2 separate regions of the Homo sapiens genome follow, and region 1 is linked to region 2. A link is a loop called in an ENCODE intact Hi-C map of the cell type or tissue named here. Cell type or tissue: endothelial cell of umbilical vein. All regions are shown on one strand. Links, peaks and the distances in the headings refer to the core of each region. The heading gives the core; the rest is flanking DNA.

What was found. Hi-C counts contacts between places; a loop is a spot of excess contacts. Peaks named below come from ENCODE experiments on the same cell type or tissue, not always from the same donor. Only the 100,000 strongest peaks of a DNase experiment are listed, where the experiment ranks them.
Region 1: a loop joins it to region 2, with 2.7 times the contacts of the local background. A loop is called at or near these places in 1 of 110 quality-filtered maps.

Annotation. Positions count from the first base shown.
Region 1 is chr3:170,518,444-170,525,632 of GRCh38, forward strand. All of the region lies in intron 2 of SLC7A14 (solute carrier family 7 member 14), which reads right to left. All of the region lies in intron 2 of SLC7A14-AS1 (SLC7A14 antisense RNA 1), which reads left to right. Among named protein-coding and RNA genes, the nearest start is that of SLC7A14-AS1, 55 kb to the left of the region's middle. In endothelial cell of umbilical vein, for the core only: no CTCF peak of the experiment used is centred there; DNase peaks (open chromatin) are centred at 5,008 and 5,788; H3K27ac peaks cover 798 bases.
Region 2 is chr3:170,741,342-170,749,940 of GRCh38, forward strand. The region is part of intron 5 of SLC7A14-AS1 (SLC7A14 antisense RNA 1); the gene reads left to right. Among named protein-coding and RNA genes, the nearest start is that of RPL22L1, 120 kb to the right of the region's middle. In endothelial cell of umbilical vein, for the core only: no CTCF peak of the experiment used is centred there; a DNase peak (open chromatin) is centred at 4,100; H3K27ac peaks cover 3,652 bases.

The sequences.
Region 1 (7,189 bases), core at 2,870-6,869, 220 kb before region 2:
ATCCTAAGCTTCCTTTTGGCCTTTCAGGGACTAGGACTTCATATCTCCTGTATGTTTTGTGCAATATGTGCATAACAGCTTCCCTGCCTCCATTCTCTTTCCACTGTATTACTAAAGTACATATCTGGTCATGTTACTGAACTTCTCAGTGCCTAGAGAATGATACCTAACCTTCCCGGCATGGCCTCCAAATCCCTCCTTTGAGAACCTTCTTTGTTTAGTGAATTATCTCAATAAATTATTTTGGTTGGGGAAAGATATTCTTTGGAGAATGACCAGGATGAACTTGGAGGGTGATGAAGAAATAACTGCTTGGTAGGATATGGACAGAGTTTTAGAGCTTAAAAATGAGCAGAGCAGACGGTGAGGTTATGGGAGAAAGGCTGCCCATCCATGGGGCTAAAAGCTGGTGCCAAGAAGAAGAGAGGGTTGGTGGATGTTCCCTAAAGGCAGAGAGAATTGGAGTGTCCTATATTCAAGTGTGAGCTTGCTGTTTGCTGGGATTGACTGTACTATATCTCCCATCTCTGGTCCAAACTTTCCATAAAAGTCTATGGCACACACAATCTTGCATTACTGACGCTTTTTTGAGATGAGTTTGATAATGATGATAAAGAAAGGGGACAGCAGGTAGGAGGTAAAATGCAAAGTGGAAACAGAGACTCTGTAGAAGCAGAGACTTAGAGCCAGAATAGTGAAGTGGAAGGTCAGCTTCACAACTCCCTAGATTTACTGAGGGGGACCTTAGATCTTCCCATCGTAAATTGGGAATCAGAACCAATTTTATTTAAATATTGCAGAAAAAATTGACCTCAGCAAACTGGAAGGCTTCAGGGTTTTGCATGCCTTATAGATGTGGCAGTGACAGCCAGCTTTTCCTTTCCTTCCTATCAACAGAATTCTGTAATTCTGGAGTTGGCAATATACCCATTTAGAGGACTATACTTCTCAGCCTCAATGGCTGTGGCCAGATGTCCAAGTTTAGGCCAATGTCAGTGGGAGAAATGGGGAAGGACTTATAAGAAAGATTCTTGAAAAGAGGACAGAAAGGGGCCAGGCGCAGTGGCTCACGCCTGTAATCCCAACACTTAGGGAGGTCAAGGCGGGCAGATCACCTAAGTCAGGAGTTTCAGACCAGCCTGGCCAACATGATGAAACCCCGTCTCTACTAAAAATACAAAAATTAGCCAGGCATAGTGGTGGGTGCCTGTAATCCCAGCTACTCATGAGGCTGAGGCAGGAGAATCGCTTGAACTGGGGAGGTGTAGGTTGCAGTGAGCCAAGATCGTGCCACTGCACTCCAGCCTGGGCAGCGGAGCAAGACTCTATCTCAAAAATGAAACAAACAAACAAAAAAAGAGGACCGAAAGGTAAGGAATCACCTGCCCCAACTTTCCATTTTTCTTTCTGCCTTCTGGAACTCAGACATACTGACTGGAGCTACAGCAGCCGTCTTTGGTCTTGAGTCATCTTGCAATGGAAGCCAAATGTCTGACTGGCACAGCAGAAAAATAAAGGGGCCTCTGTCCCCATGTCTGAGAGGCCACAAGAGCAGCCTCTCTCCAGGTTTCTTGTACACAGGACAGAAATGAAATTCTCCCTTATTTTGGTGTTTTGTTGTCTGCAATTGAATGTAATATAATCTGTTAATACAGTAGCAGAGTAGCAGAATGATTAAAAAGTGAGCTCTGGAGTCAGACTGCTTTCACTCCATTCCTTACGCTGTCACCTCTTAAGCAGGAGCCTTAAGCAAAGGAGCCAAACCTTTCAGAATCCTCTGTTTTCTCATCTGTAATATGCAGTAAGTGTAACACCACTTGTCACATATGGTTTTTGTGAAGATTAAGTAAAATAATGGGTTATGCACTTAGAACTCTTTTGGTACAAAGTAGGTACTCAATAAGTGGTAGTTGCCACTATGACCATTACATTGTTATGACTATTATTGCCATAGTCACTTATCAGATTTAGCATTCATCTCCATCAATGAGCAATGGGACCCAATAGCAATGGGTCCTTTGGAAATAGAGAAGAGGCAATTTCTTGCCTATTTTTGGTACTGTCTCAGGACTGATACATGGTAGGAGCCCAATACATTTTTACTGAACCTTATCTTATTAGATTTTTGCCAAACATTTCTTATGAGTAGATGACAAAAATTGTAAGTATTGTGTACCAGGGAAAGGACTGATGCTGTGTATGCATACTGTTGTTGAATCCTTACCAAAAACATTTGGGAAATGGGCTTGAAGGGTTATTATAGACAGTGTATGAACTTAGGAGTGATTCAGACCTATATTCTGTTTGAGGAACAATTTTAATAATGTTAAAAGAGGACTGGATATAAATTTAGAAAAAAAGTTTAATCTGCCTCTCTTCCACTACTCAAATAAGAGCCTCTTGGGGCTTTGAATGGCTGGATGTCACTGGCACGATGGCTTTGCTTTGTTTCATCCATAGCCAACTACATTAGAGAACCTCTGTAAACCATCCTGCCTCCACCCTTCAGTCTCTCCAAAAGGCTGTAGGTGGGAACCATGATGAAAAGAAACCTATTTCCTCTATCTAGTTTATACAATCTGCAATATACAAAAGGGCTTTTAGGTTTGGCATGGCTATGGGGTCTGGTTGTGGCCTACTGAGCTATTGAAGAGTAGATAAGACCTTTTGGACAAAGCACAAGCTGCTTCCTCTGATAAGTTTTCTTCCACCTGTGACAGGGCAGTGGGCAATTATAACGTTGGGGCAGGACTAGTGGGAGGAGCTTGGCAAGTTGCTATAACTTCCCAGCTTGACAAATTGTAAAGAAAATAGATTGCTCTGTGAGTCAGATTTGTTTCATGTTATAAGCTGGTTTGCATAGCATGGGGAATGGTGCGGCAAGGCCAAAAACTCTCTTAAGATTGTGCTGTCCAAATAGTTTCCATTATGTTGGTGCAAAAGTAATTAGAATTAGAATTCCCTGGGGAACTTTAAAAATTCCAATCCCTGGACCAATTGAATTAGAAACTCTGGAGGTGGTGCCTGGGCATCAGTATTTTTAAAAAGAGATAAACAGAAATTGAAAGACACGCCACAAACTGGAGAAAGTATTTGCAAAAATACATACCTAATATAGGACTTGTCTCTAGAATATATAAGGAATGCTTAAAAGTGATTAATAAGAAAATAAAGAACCTAATTACAAAATGGGCAAAAGGGCTAGGCGTGGGCTCATGCCTGTAAGCCCAGCACTTTGGGAGGCCAAGGCAGGCAGATCACGAGGTCAGGAGTTCGAGACCAGCCTGGCCAATGTGGTAAAACCCTGTCTCAACTACAAATACAAAAATTAGCCATGTGTGATGTCATGCACCTGTAGTCCCAGCTACTCGGGAGGCTGAGGCAGAAGAGTCGCTTGAACCTGGGAGGTGGAGGTTGTGGTGAGCCGAGATCGTGCCATTGCACACCAGCCTGGGAGACAGAGCAAGACTCCATCTCAAAAAAAAAAGAAAAAGGTGGGGGGTGGGCAAAAGATTTAAATAGACACTTTACCAAGGAGAGCACATGGATGACAAATAAACTCATAGAAAGATGTCCAACATCATTAGTAATTAGCATAATGCAAATTAAAACCACATTGAAACATTGCTATATACCTTTTAAAATGGCAAAACAAACAAACAAACAAAAAACAAAACAACCATGAAAAACCACACCTAACAATTCTGAGTGCTGGCAAAGAACTGGAACTTTCACATATTCCTGTGCAAGTCAAATATAATACAGCTACTTTGGAAAAAAGCTTGGCTATTTATTATAAAGTTGAGCATTCACTTACCATATAAACTAACAACTTCACTCCTAAGTACTTACTTGAGAAACCACAACTTGTGTTTATATAAAAACCTACATGTAAATACTTGCAGTGAGTTTATTTACATCGGCCAAAGACTGGAAACAACCCAGTTGTCCTCCAACTGGTAAAAGGATAAACAAATGGTAGTAGAGCCATACAATGGGATACTACTCAGCAAGAAAATGGAACAACCTTCTGATACACACAACAACATGAATGAATTTCAAATGCATCTTGCTAAGCAAAAGAAAGCAAACTTAAAAGGTTATATACTGAATGATTCTATTTACATAATGTTCTGGAAAGGGCAAACCGATAGGGACTGAAAACAAATTAGTGGTTGCCAGGGGCTGGGAGTGGGAGGAGGGATTAACTACAAAGAGGCAGCCTGGAGAAATTATTTTGGAGGTGATGGAGCTCTTCTGCATCTTGATTGTGGTGAAGCTTACACGATTATATGTGTTTACTAAAGCTCATAGAAGTGTATATAAAAAAGGATGCATTTTATGATATGTAATTATAACTCAATAAAACTGAACTCCAACATCCATTTTTCATTATTACAGAAAAAAAATTCCCAAGTGATTTAAACCCATAGCCAGGGTTGAGAGTTGTTGACATTATCTCTCAACCTATCTATCAACAGATTTGAATGTGGGTTCTGTCATTTAAACTTCGGTTTACACATTTTCCACGTATGTGAAATTGGAGATAATAAAACCTACTTTAAAGAGATAAAGAGTTTTAAGGGCCACACTCTCTGGAAAGCACCTAATTTAGGGTTTGGCACAAAATAATAAAAACCACTTATTTAGTGCTATGTGCTCGGCAATGTACCAGGCAATTAATATGCATCTCCTTTAGTCTTGACAACAATCCTTTGAAGTAGGTATTATTATTTTTAAAGTGGAGAAACCGATGTTCAGAGAAATTATGGAACTTACTCAAGGTCTCACAGCTAGTCAGTGGCTGAACCAGGTTTCAAGTCTAAACTGAATGTTATTGATTGCTATACTACTTCTGAAATCTTTATTTCAAACATCCCACTCTTTATCATTTCCATCACTTCCTAGCTTTCTGTCTAACTTTCCCAGTATTTTTATTGCAATGATATCTTGACCTGATTGACAATTCCAATTTCTACCGATTCCACCACTTTTCATGAGTCATCGTCACTCTTGTGTTTCACTTCCCTTCTTATTCAGCCTAGATTATGTGATTCAGCACAGTTTAGTCTTCCTTTGAAAACACTCTTAACCCCATTACTTTTTTCTCCCTCTGCTTGGAAAAAGTTAAATCTAAGTTAATCTCAACTTTCTCTTTACTTCATTCTTGCAACTAAGCAGCAATTATTGCTGGAGATAAATGTGCAGTTGTGGAGACTGGACTCACCCTCAGGTGAGCCAGGTTTTAATTAAGACCAGAAGGAGAAAAGGACCGTGTATTTAAAAGGATGAAGATATAGGAGAGTTTGATTATTGTTGTATGGAGAAGCAGTGGGAAGTTTTGCCAAAGGTGAAACAATATGGGGATGATGATGTGAAAGTGGAAAAAAGACACTGGAGCAGCACTTCCTTTAGTTTAGTGACCAACAATCATAAGAGTGAGAGGCCTGCTTGAAGAAACCTGCTATAAATATGCTAACATTGGCATAAGTTATGATATTTTGGTCCTGGCCTGACTAGGGGCTCTGGGAGGATTCCAAATGGCCTCAGTGGCTAGATAAGTCAGTCATACAGTATAGAGAAGTGTTATGTGGAGAGGAGGAATCCTGTTTTGGGGAGAGGTAGGGTTTTTTCTTCTTGTGCTTGGTGCTGTGGTGAAGGCCTCAATTACTGGGCAGGACCAGGGTCTTTAGTGGAGGTGGCCTAGTGATGTGCTGGTAAAGGTTTAACAACTAATTCTCTGAACAATGGTAACAACAACAAACACATAGGCCCTCCATAGCTGATGCCAAGTTAACAGCATGACATCATTGAATGTAAAGCTGGAAAGAGGTATGCACCATTAGTACTCTTGGCAGCTGGTGTGAGCTGGCTCCAGCATAACACAGTCTGGACCAATTTCAGGCTCTCCATGTGAGCAGTGGAAAAGTCTAGATTATATACTGCTCATGAGCACTGTGATGGGGGTAGGTGGCAGGCTCTGGTTTCCAGATGTAATGTATCCTGTGAAGAATAAGACACAGGTAATTCATTCACAAAAATCACTGTGGTCTGGGAGACTGGGTCAAAATGGATGAGATCTATTGAAAACTGTGTAGTCTTCATTAATCTGATGCACTGGCCCTGTGCCTTCTGTGGAACCCTTTGGGTATATGGCTGCCTTTTGTCCTACTATCCACATTTTGTTCCACATGATAACATGTTTAGATCTAGAAACTCATGGTGAGTCAATTTCTCTGTCAAAAAAGTTTGGAGGTAATTGCTATCACATTAATAGAATTGCAAGTATTCCCAAAATTCATCCATGTGAGTAATTTATTTTCATCAATAGGAGAGAAAACTCCTCAATTCTGAAGAAACCTCAACTATTAGTGTATTAGTGCTTATGAGAGGATAACTTCAGGAGAAGGGGATAAATGGTAAAACCAACAGGAAAGAGAAGACATGACAGGAGGTTAATAAACTCAGCTTATTTTCCTTATCAAATTAAAGAGACGTTAAATACAAACCAGCACACTTTCTGGTTGCATGCTTGTAGTCTGTCTTTGTGTCCTATGTGAGCACTATTTATTCTACACGTATGATATTAATGTAATGCTTTTCTTATGATAGCACGCATTGGTACACAGAATTCCCAATATAAGTTAGAATTCCCACTTCTCCTGAAATATTCGAAGAGACCAAGACATTTGCTGTCAGTACATGGGTTGGCCCACATGATCTGCCACCCTAAAACCCAGAAAAGCCTCATGCTTTTGCAAAAAGCCGGAGGTTTTCCTTTCTCAAGTTGTCCATTGGCCTACTCCAGCAATTCTGGGAAGATACCGTAGATTGCTACTCAAGAGAAAAGGAAGGAAGAGGAAAAGGCAATAGGAGAGCCATTTTTACAAAGTATCGGCATGTGAGTCCTTGCACCTTATTTTTAAAAATGAGTTTTATGATTCTTTCTCAAGGGGAGACAAGGAGCTGCTAGTGGACCTGTCTCTGTGGACTATAAATCTGTGGAGGTGTTTGTGGCAGATGGCGCATTGTGATTCTCACAAGGGCTTTAAATCTCCTGGCCTGGCTTCCTTCTCCTTGGGGGCTCGATGCCAGTTTGAGGTTTATCAAATCCCAATCATATCAGATTTACTGACTTGTCATTTTGCTGCTCTGCCTATCTTTATTATTTATATCTTAGCTGTATCCT
Region 2 (8,599 bases), core at 2,426-6,425:
GGGCTTTTAAAACTATTAGGCAACATGGAATAAAGTGTCAGAGGCAGCCAAACCAAAACCACTTGAATAAGAGCATCACTAACTGCGAGGCTGGGGCGTGGCTTCATTTTATTCCAAGCCTTTGGCACACAACACAGAATCTGGCACGTGGTAGGAATCTGACAAATACTTGGATGTTTGTTTGTTTTCTTACCTAAGAGGACATCCCAAGGATACCAAGCGTTTCTAGGTGAATCCTGTGACTCCATCCCTAGCCTGAGAGACCTGCCTCCAGGAAGGAAGAGATTATTGCAGTTCCCTCTATTTTAAAATCTTTTCAATGCCGATTTTGTTTTTGATATATTATTATTGCCTGAGGCTTTAGTCAGGAGACTGAGATCACACAAAGCACAGATCTTAGAATTTAATAGCTTTTCTCAAGAATGAAATCAGATTCTTTCTGAAAAATATCTAAAAGACATGCCTTATTACATAAGGAGAGCATGCTTCATGTGAAGATGTGGATATTTTTAGAGCATGTGTTTTGAATTTTATATTTGTGGTCCTATTTACCTGGATGAGTCACATTTAAAACGTTCCCAAATTTCTTGCCTTTAAACCCTAAGCTTCTTGTGGCTTTGAGGAACATTTGCTCAGATTACTCACAACACAAATCTTCCTGTCATTAAACTACTACACTTTGTACTGAGTGGCATATAATACATAGAAATTGTCAGACAAGCTGGATTATTCGTCCCCAAAGGAGCAGTTCTTAGTAAATGAATTACACCAAGAAATTGCTGGGGCCTACAACATTCCTTTTTTGGTTTGTTTTTGGGTTTTTGTTTTTGTTTGTATCCTCTCTAAAAGGTGGCTTCAGGCTATGTTAGCAGGAGAGTGGAGAGAAACCAAGTGAGGCCTAGAGGTCTTTGGGTACAGGAATGCAGTTTCAAAATCCTAGTGAAAGCTGCTAAGAATTCAGAGAAAGTGGCAGAGAGGAAAGACACATTTAACATTTGCTACCTAAGGTACAGCTGGAAATAATATGGAACAGATGGATCAGAACTGAAAACATGGATTGAGGAAGAGGCATGCTGGATAATTTTTGAATGGATGCTAGACATTGGCAGCTTTACTTTGTTGAGTGCTGAATATTTGTATATTCCTATAAACATGCATGAGATTTGTCCTAACAATTAAGTTATCTAGACACACTTTGATCTTTCTGGGTCTTGATTTTAAGGTTTTTCTTTAGGTGAGACCAGAGCATCATTTATTCTAGACCTAATTTTGCTCCTCTTTTGAGGCAAAGACCTTTTCAATACACCATCTGATGCCCAGTGAATTAAGAGGTTTTGTACTGTGGCTGGTAGATCAGAAATTATTCCTGGTTCTGTGTGAGCCTCAGCTATGTTCCCTCTAATCCTGTTGGTTGGTTTGTATACCGACCTCAGATAGTTTCTTATCTTACATGTGCCAATCAGTATGGAGCTAAAGACCCAAAGGGAACCTTCCACAGACCTCTGGAGTTCCCTTAGCATGCAGATTTTTCCTCTCTGCAACTCTGCCCCAAGAACTCCAGCTGACTCCACCTTCCCAGACTCCCTGCTTCATCTCCTCCACTCAGAGAGAACACTGGGCCCTTCTGCTTTCCACTTCCCTGTGGCACAGCTTGGACATTCTCTCCAGGCGGTAACCTAGGGCAACTGTCCATAGGAATTACTGTCCTGCATTGCTGATGTCCATGGTCTTGGTTGTTTCATATATTTTCTCCAGATTTTTTTCAGGAGGAAAGTAAGTCCTGTCCCTATTACTCCATCTTTGGCTGAAGTGAAAGTCAACTATATGTTCAATTGCCTTTTTAAAAAAATTTGACACATTGTAATTGTACATAGTTATGGTGTGCAATTTAGGGTTTCAATACATATATATGTTGTATAACAATAAAATCAGAGTAGTTAGTATATCCATCACCTCATGCATTCATCATTTCTCTGTGGTGAGAATATTCAAAAGCTTCTCTCCTAGCTATTTTGTAACAGTCACCCTCCTGTGCAATAGAACAGCGGTACTTATTCCTCCTATCTAATTATAACTTTGTACCGTGGACCACTCTCTCTCCATTCTTCCCCACTCCCCTCTCTAGTCTCTGGTAACCACTGTTTACTCTCTGTTTCTTTCTTTTTTTTTTTTTCTTTAGAGGTAAGGTCTCACTCTGTTGCCCTGGCTGGAGTGCAGCAGCATAATCATAGCTCACTGCAGCCTCAAACTCCTGGGCTCAAGTGATCCTCCTGCCTCAACCTCCCGTCTACTCTCTGCTTCTATGATATCTATTTTTTTGAGACGGAGTCTCACTCTGTCACCCAGGCTAGAGTGCAGTGGCATGATCTTGGCTTACTGCAACCTCTTCCTCCCAGGTTCAAGTGAATCTTGTGCCTCAGCCTCCCGAGTAGCTGGGATTACAGGTGCACATCACCATGCCCAGTTAATTTTTGTATTTTTAGTAGATATGGGGGTTTCCTCATGTTGGCCAGGCTGGTCTTGAACTCTTGATCTCAAGTGATCCTCCCTCCTAGGCCTCCCAAAGTGTTGGGATTACAGGCGTGAGCCACCATGCCTAGCCTTTCAATTTTTTTTAGATTCTACATATGAGTGATATCATATAGTATTTGTCTTTTTGCATCTGGCTTATTTCACTTAATAAAATGTCTTCCAGATTCATCCAGGTTGTCACAAATGACAGGATTTCATTCTTTTTGTATGGTTGAATAATATTCTATTCTGTATGTATACCACATTTTCTTTATCCATTCATCCATTGTTGGGCGCTTACATTGATTCCATATTTTTGCTGTTGTCACTTGCTTTTATAAGCAAGTCCAGAACCATAGACAGAACCAGCTTAGGTCAGTCTGTCTCAATAGAATTTTTACATTTGTGTCAGTTTCCATTTTCCTTGATGTATTAGTCTGTTCTCACGTGGCTATAAAGAAATACCTGAGACTGGGTAATTTATAAAGAAAAGAGGTTTAATTGAGTCACAGTTCTACATGGCTGGGGAGGCTCAGGAAACTTACAATCATGGCAGAAGGCACCTCTTCACAGGGCCACAGGAGACAGAATGAGTGCTGAGTGAAGGGGCAAGCCCCTTATAAAACCATCAGATCTTGTGAGGACTCACTCACTATCATGAGAACAGCATGGGGGAATCACCCCCATGATTCAATTATCTCCACCTGGTGCCACCCTTGACACATGGGGATTATTACAGTTCAGGATGAGATTTGGGTGGGGACACAGAGCCAAACCATATCACTTGACATTGCCTCATCTTTCTGTTTAGTTAATAATAAGTAGTCTTCATGATCGCCGCTTATTATCTTTTCTGCTCATTGTAATATCCTTCCTGAAAAGACTAGTACTAGGCAATGGTGTTTAAGTAATAAAACAAAGATTAAAGTGTCTTTAGTTAGACAAACATGGCTTTCATTGCTACCTCTTCCACTCCCTATGTGACTTTTGACAAGTGTTTTAATCTCAAAGGGACTGTCTCTGTCAACAAAATGGACAAGGGTGTAAGATGTGTTGAGAAAAAGACTTTTAATTTATGCTATCCATGCATCTGTATTTTGTTACATGAAAGATGTAATTTTAATTTAAAATAACAAAGTATTTTAAATACTTTGTTAAATAAATGGTAGTGATAATATCTCATCAACAGGGCCATCATGAGTATTAATTGAAATAATATGCATGCTTAATGTGTTATAACTTGGCCCATCTTTCCACTGTTCCAAGTACAGAACAATCATACTCTAAATGGCCAGTTGAGTTTCACAGATAATAAAAATGTGTTTTCTGTAAAGGGTCCAATTTGCTTTCTTTTTCTTCTACACAACCCTGGGAGCACTCCTAAGAGACCATGTGGGTTCAATGTGAATGGCTTGGAATTCCTTAAGTGTGTATGGATGTTGCTGTACAGTTTTCCACTGAGTGACCTCTGATTGGACAAAACTCAAAAAGTGCTGGCAAAGGAAGATTTTAAGCCATCTTTAAAATGAATGGGGATTTGGGTTCATGGTGGTAACTAGTTGAAGAGAGATAAGAGAAGAAATATAGCCTGACTGGAAAGAAAAGAATATCAACTTGGTGATTAATATTTATTGCATGCCTGCAATTCTTCTTGAACTAGTCACTACCTCTCATTCTTTGAATTCCTGAGTCATACCTTACTCTGTTTTCTTCTACATGCCAACTCCTGCACTCTTTTTGTCTGGCCCTTAAAATGGCCTCAGAATCCCTCTCAATACTGCACTGAGGCAGCCAGAATGTTCAGGCTGAGTTGGCATAAAATCTGAAACCTATTTATCATCCTATGAACATTCATCCATTAGGCTTATCTGATCACCTAGCCTTTCAGTTCCTAGACCACTTCTTTTAATGACCTTGTTTCTACTTCAGCCATCCATTTACACCCTAGAAACTGTCACTAGTTGGAACAGTTATCTTAATATCCTCCCAGATTGCAATATTCAAAATTTCCAGTGTTCTCATGACTCTATTTCTTTTGCCTTTGTTCTTTGACTATCGAGGTTCATTTTATCCAGAAATTCCTCTTTTATCTTTTCTTTCAAATTCTGGGCCACATGGTGAGATCCTAAACCAATTTCTGCCAGTATCTTCTAATTTCTTGCCACCACTTCTTCACCCTGTCCCTTGCTATATTCATCTAGCAAAACATGGTATGGGATTAGTACTGCAGTTTTATTTTTCCTTCTCCAAGAAGCTGAGGAGAAAATCCTACAACTGAAACAAGTCCAATTGTCCCATTCAACTGATTTCACTTGACCCATAGAACTGATACTATGGTTTCTTTTGAATAAACATAAAAATTGACTCTTCCAGTCTTAAAACTTAAGGAAGATAAATTTGTCTTATCTGAGTTCTTTCCCAGGAAACCAAACATCAGTCCTCCCAGATAGCATCAAGGAACTGGAACGTACCAGTTCACTCCATCTGGACAACATTCCAGACCCCTCACCCATCATGATTGCCTATCTGACCACTTGCTTTCTGTTGACCAACTCCTCTTCCCTACCCCTCCCTAATTCCTGTTTTCCTGCATGTTACATTTCTTCCCTGCTATATAAGTTCCTGGTTTTAGTTGGTCAGGGAGATGGATTTGAGACTGACGTCCCATCTTCCCAGCTGCAGTACCTAATTAAAGCCTTCTTCTCTGGAAATACTCTTGTCTCAGTGATTGGCTTTCTGTGAGGTGAGCAGCAGGACCTAGACTGAACCTTTGGTGTTTTGGGAACACAGCCTGCAGATTCATGCAACAGCAGACTCATGGCTCCAAACCTCAGCCTGGCTCTCCGTGTTGCCTTGTCAGTCAATTCTTGAACTTGACTTTGATCAGCTCTTCTTTCATTGCCTTCAATGACTCTTTCAAACTTTATCAGTTTCTTTAAAGCTCTCAATCCCTCCACCCTCAGCAAATAATCTTCTCTGTTATTTTGTTGAGAAGAACAAGGGAATATCATTTTTCTGATCTCTTCAGCTTTCTGAACTTTCCCTGCAAATATAGCTACAGCAGTGCCTGCCCTTACCATCAATGTATGGACCATGATAAATGACACTGTCCAGTTCATCATTATTCTTTCCAATCTGTTGTACTTGCTAGAGAACCTCAAAAGCCTTGCTGATCAAATCCACCCAAGTTCTTCCTACCAACTTCAGCTAGACCTGAGATGCCACCTACAGACCCTGGGGTCTACGTAGGGCATGTATACCTTTCTCAGGTCCTCAAGGCTGCTTTAGCACCTCTTACCTTCTGTGTCACTGAGCAGAAGGGGGACCTCTGAACCCCAGTTTTCCTCTTTGACCCCCCTTTTTTCCATCCTTGAGAGCTCTTCCTTTATGTTTACCACTTAGGAAGTAACCCCTCAATGACAGCCAATACTGCCACATGTCATTTACCTTATCCATCAATTATCTTTGCTATCATTTGAATTTTTCACCTCTCCAGATTGTCTTTATATTGAAGACACTTATAGCCTTAAAAATAAAGTGGAAACTTTCTACCCAATCAAGTTGCCTCCTCTTCTTTCTCCTTCATTTTGTCAAAAAAACCTTTGCATGTCTTTACTATTGACCTCCATTTCCTTAAAACCAATTTCTTCCCTAACCCCTTAAAATGTAGCTTCTGTCCTGTCTTACTGAAACTCTTCTTTGGAAAATTAAAAGTAACCCATAAAGCCAAGAGTCTGTCCTCTGCTATTATCCACGTAAACCCCACACTGAAATAGCTGTAATTTTTTTTACCATCCTGTTCTTTAAAAATTTTTTTTCCTCTAAAATAAAATATGTATACAAATGTGCAAGCTACATGAATACACAGCTTGATGGATTGTTATCCATGTAATCACTTCCCAGGACAAGAAATTAAACAATGCCAGTCTCCCAGCTGCGACCCTTCCAGTTCCCATCCTGCCCTCCTCAAGGCAACCACTACCCTTGTTTCTACATCACTTACTTGCTTGCCTTTTCTTACTCTTTTGCCACTAGTGTGCACCCCTAAATACTTAGTTTTGTCTATCAATTGGAACCAAACAGTATATTCTTTTTTTTCTTGAGACAGAATCTCACTCTGTCACCCAGGCTGGAGTGCAGTGGCATGATCTCGGCTCACAGCAACCTCCACCTCCCGAGTTCAAGTGATTCTCCTGCCTTGGCCTCCCAAGTAGCTGGGATTACAGGTGCCCGCCACCATGCCTGGCTAATTTTTTGTATTTTTAGTAGAGACACGGTTTCGCCTTGTTGGCCAGGAGGGTCTCGAACTCCTGAGCTCAGGTGATCCACCTGCCTCGGCCTCCCAAAGTGCTGGGATTACAGGTATGAGCCACTGTGCCTGGCCCCAAACAGTATATTCTGTTTGGTTATAATAATATTTTGGATCTGGCTTCTTTCAGCCAACATTATATTTGTGAGATTTATTTGTTTTCCTGCATTTAGATGCAGTTTAGTTATTTTTATTGCTCTTATAGTGTTTCACACAATATACCACAATTTATTTATCCATCCTACTGTTGATGGCCATTTGCGTTGTTTCCAGATGGAGGTAGGATGAATAGTGTTGCTCTAAACATTCTTGTGTATGTCTTTTGATGTGTGGGCACACATTTCTTCTGGAGATATGCCTAAGAGTGGAATTACTGAGGAATAGATTGCATTATCCAGTACTTTAGTAAACAGTGCCACACAGTTCTCCAGAGTGTTGTGTTTGTCTTCATTTACACTCCCACCAGCAGTATATCAGTTTCTATAGTTCTAAATCCTCACCAAAACTTGGCATAATCAGTCTTATTAATTTTGGCCATAAAGGTAGTTGTATAATATTTTAAATTTGCTTTCCAATGATTGTTAGTTGATATCCTTTCACACATTTTGGACATTTGGATATTCTTTATTTATAAAGTACCTTTTCAAGTCTCTTGCCTGTTTATCCTTTGTACTGCCTTTCATTTTCTTATTTATTTGTAGTAGTTGTTCATATAGTCTCCATTATGTTCAGTGTCAGTTACCTGTGTTGTCAATATCTTCTCCAATCTGTGGCTTGCCTTTTCACTATCTTAATGGTTACTTTTGAAGGACAGAAAATGTTAACATTAATTAAATTGTTCCATATTTTCCTTAACAGCTAGTGGTTTTAGTCTCCTGTTTAAAAAGTATTCTCTAACTCCTGTTCTTGAAGTTTTTTCTTCTCAATGTTTCAGGGACCCTGCATTTTTCTCAGTTCTTTTCTCCTTTCTAAAGTTCCATCTCAGTTTCCTTCATGGGTTTTTCTTCCTTTCCCCATATTCCGTGTGGCTACCTCAGTATAAGGTGCTGTCCTCTGCCTCTTTGCTCTATGCTCTTTCTCCTCAACATTCACCTCTCAGCAGATCCACTCCTCTCCCTAGCACCAGACTGGCATATCTGTGTGCTGGGCCATTCAAGTCAACAGTTCAGTTCTTTGATATCTATTGAGAAATTTCTCAGTATCAGGCTTTGTGCTGGGTGCTGGGACTACTCACATGAACATCACACAATCCTTTCCCTTGGGCAAACCACTGAATGAAGATACCTATAATCTAGTCACAGTGATACTCAAAATATTCCAGGCTCATCAACTCCCCCTATTCCCCAACATGCTCTTACTGATGGAGCAATGGCCCCATCATCTCTTTAAACACACAAGATGCGAGGGTCATGTTGAACTTCTCTTTCTACCCCATCTAATATCCAATGATGTGACAAGCCCTGTTTGTTTTAAGTCTACACTTTAAACTCCCATCTTCCCTTCTTTCCACCCCCTCTCCCCACCCTGTGGCCCTCACATTAAGTTCCTTACTATGCCTCTCATAGAGGGCTGAATTGGCCTCCTAAATGGTATCTCTACATCCAATTTCTTCCCCCTCACTCAGCAGGCTCCATTCTCATGGGTCATTTGCCTTGGGAACAGGCTTTCAAGGAACAATATTATCAGAGTGATTGTCTTCTTCCTATTATTCAGAAGTCTCTTTGAAGGAAAGAACTAAACAGAATCTTACTCATCTTTGAGAAATATCTACTTGTTCCA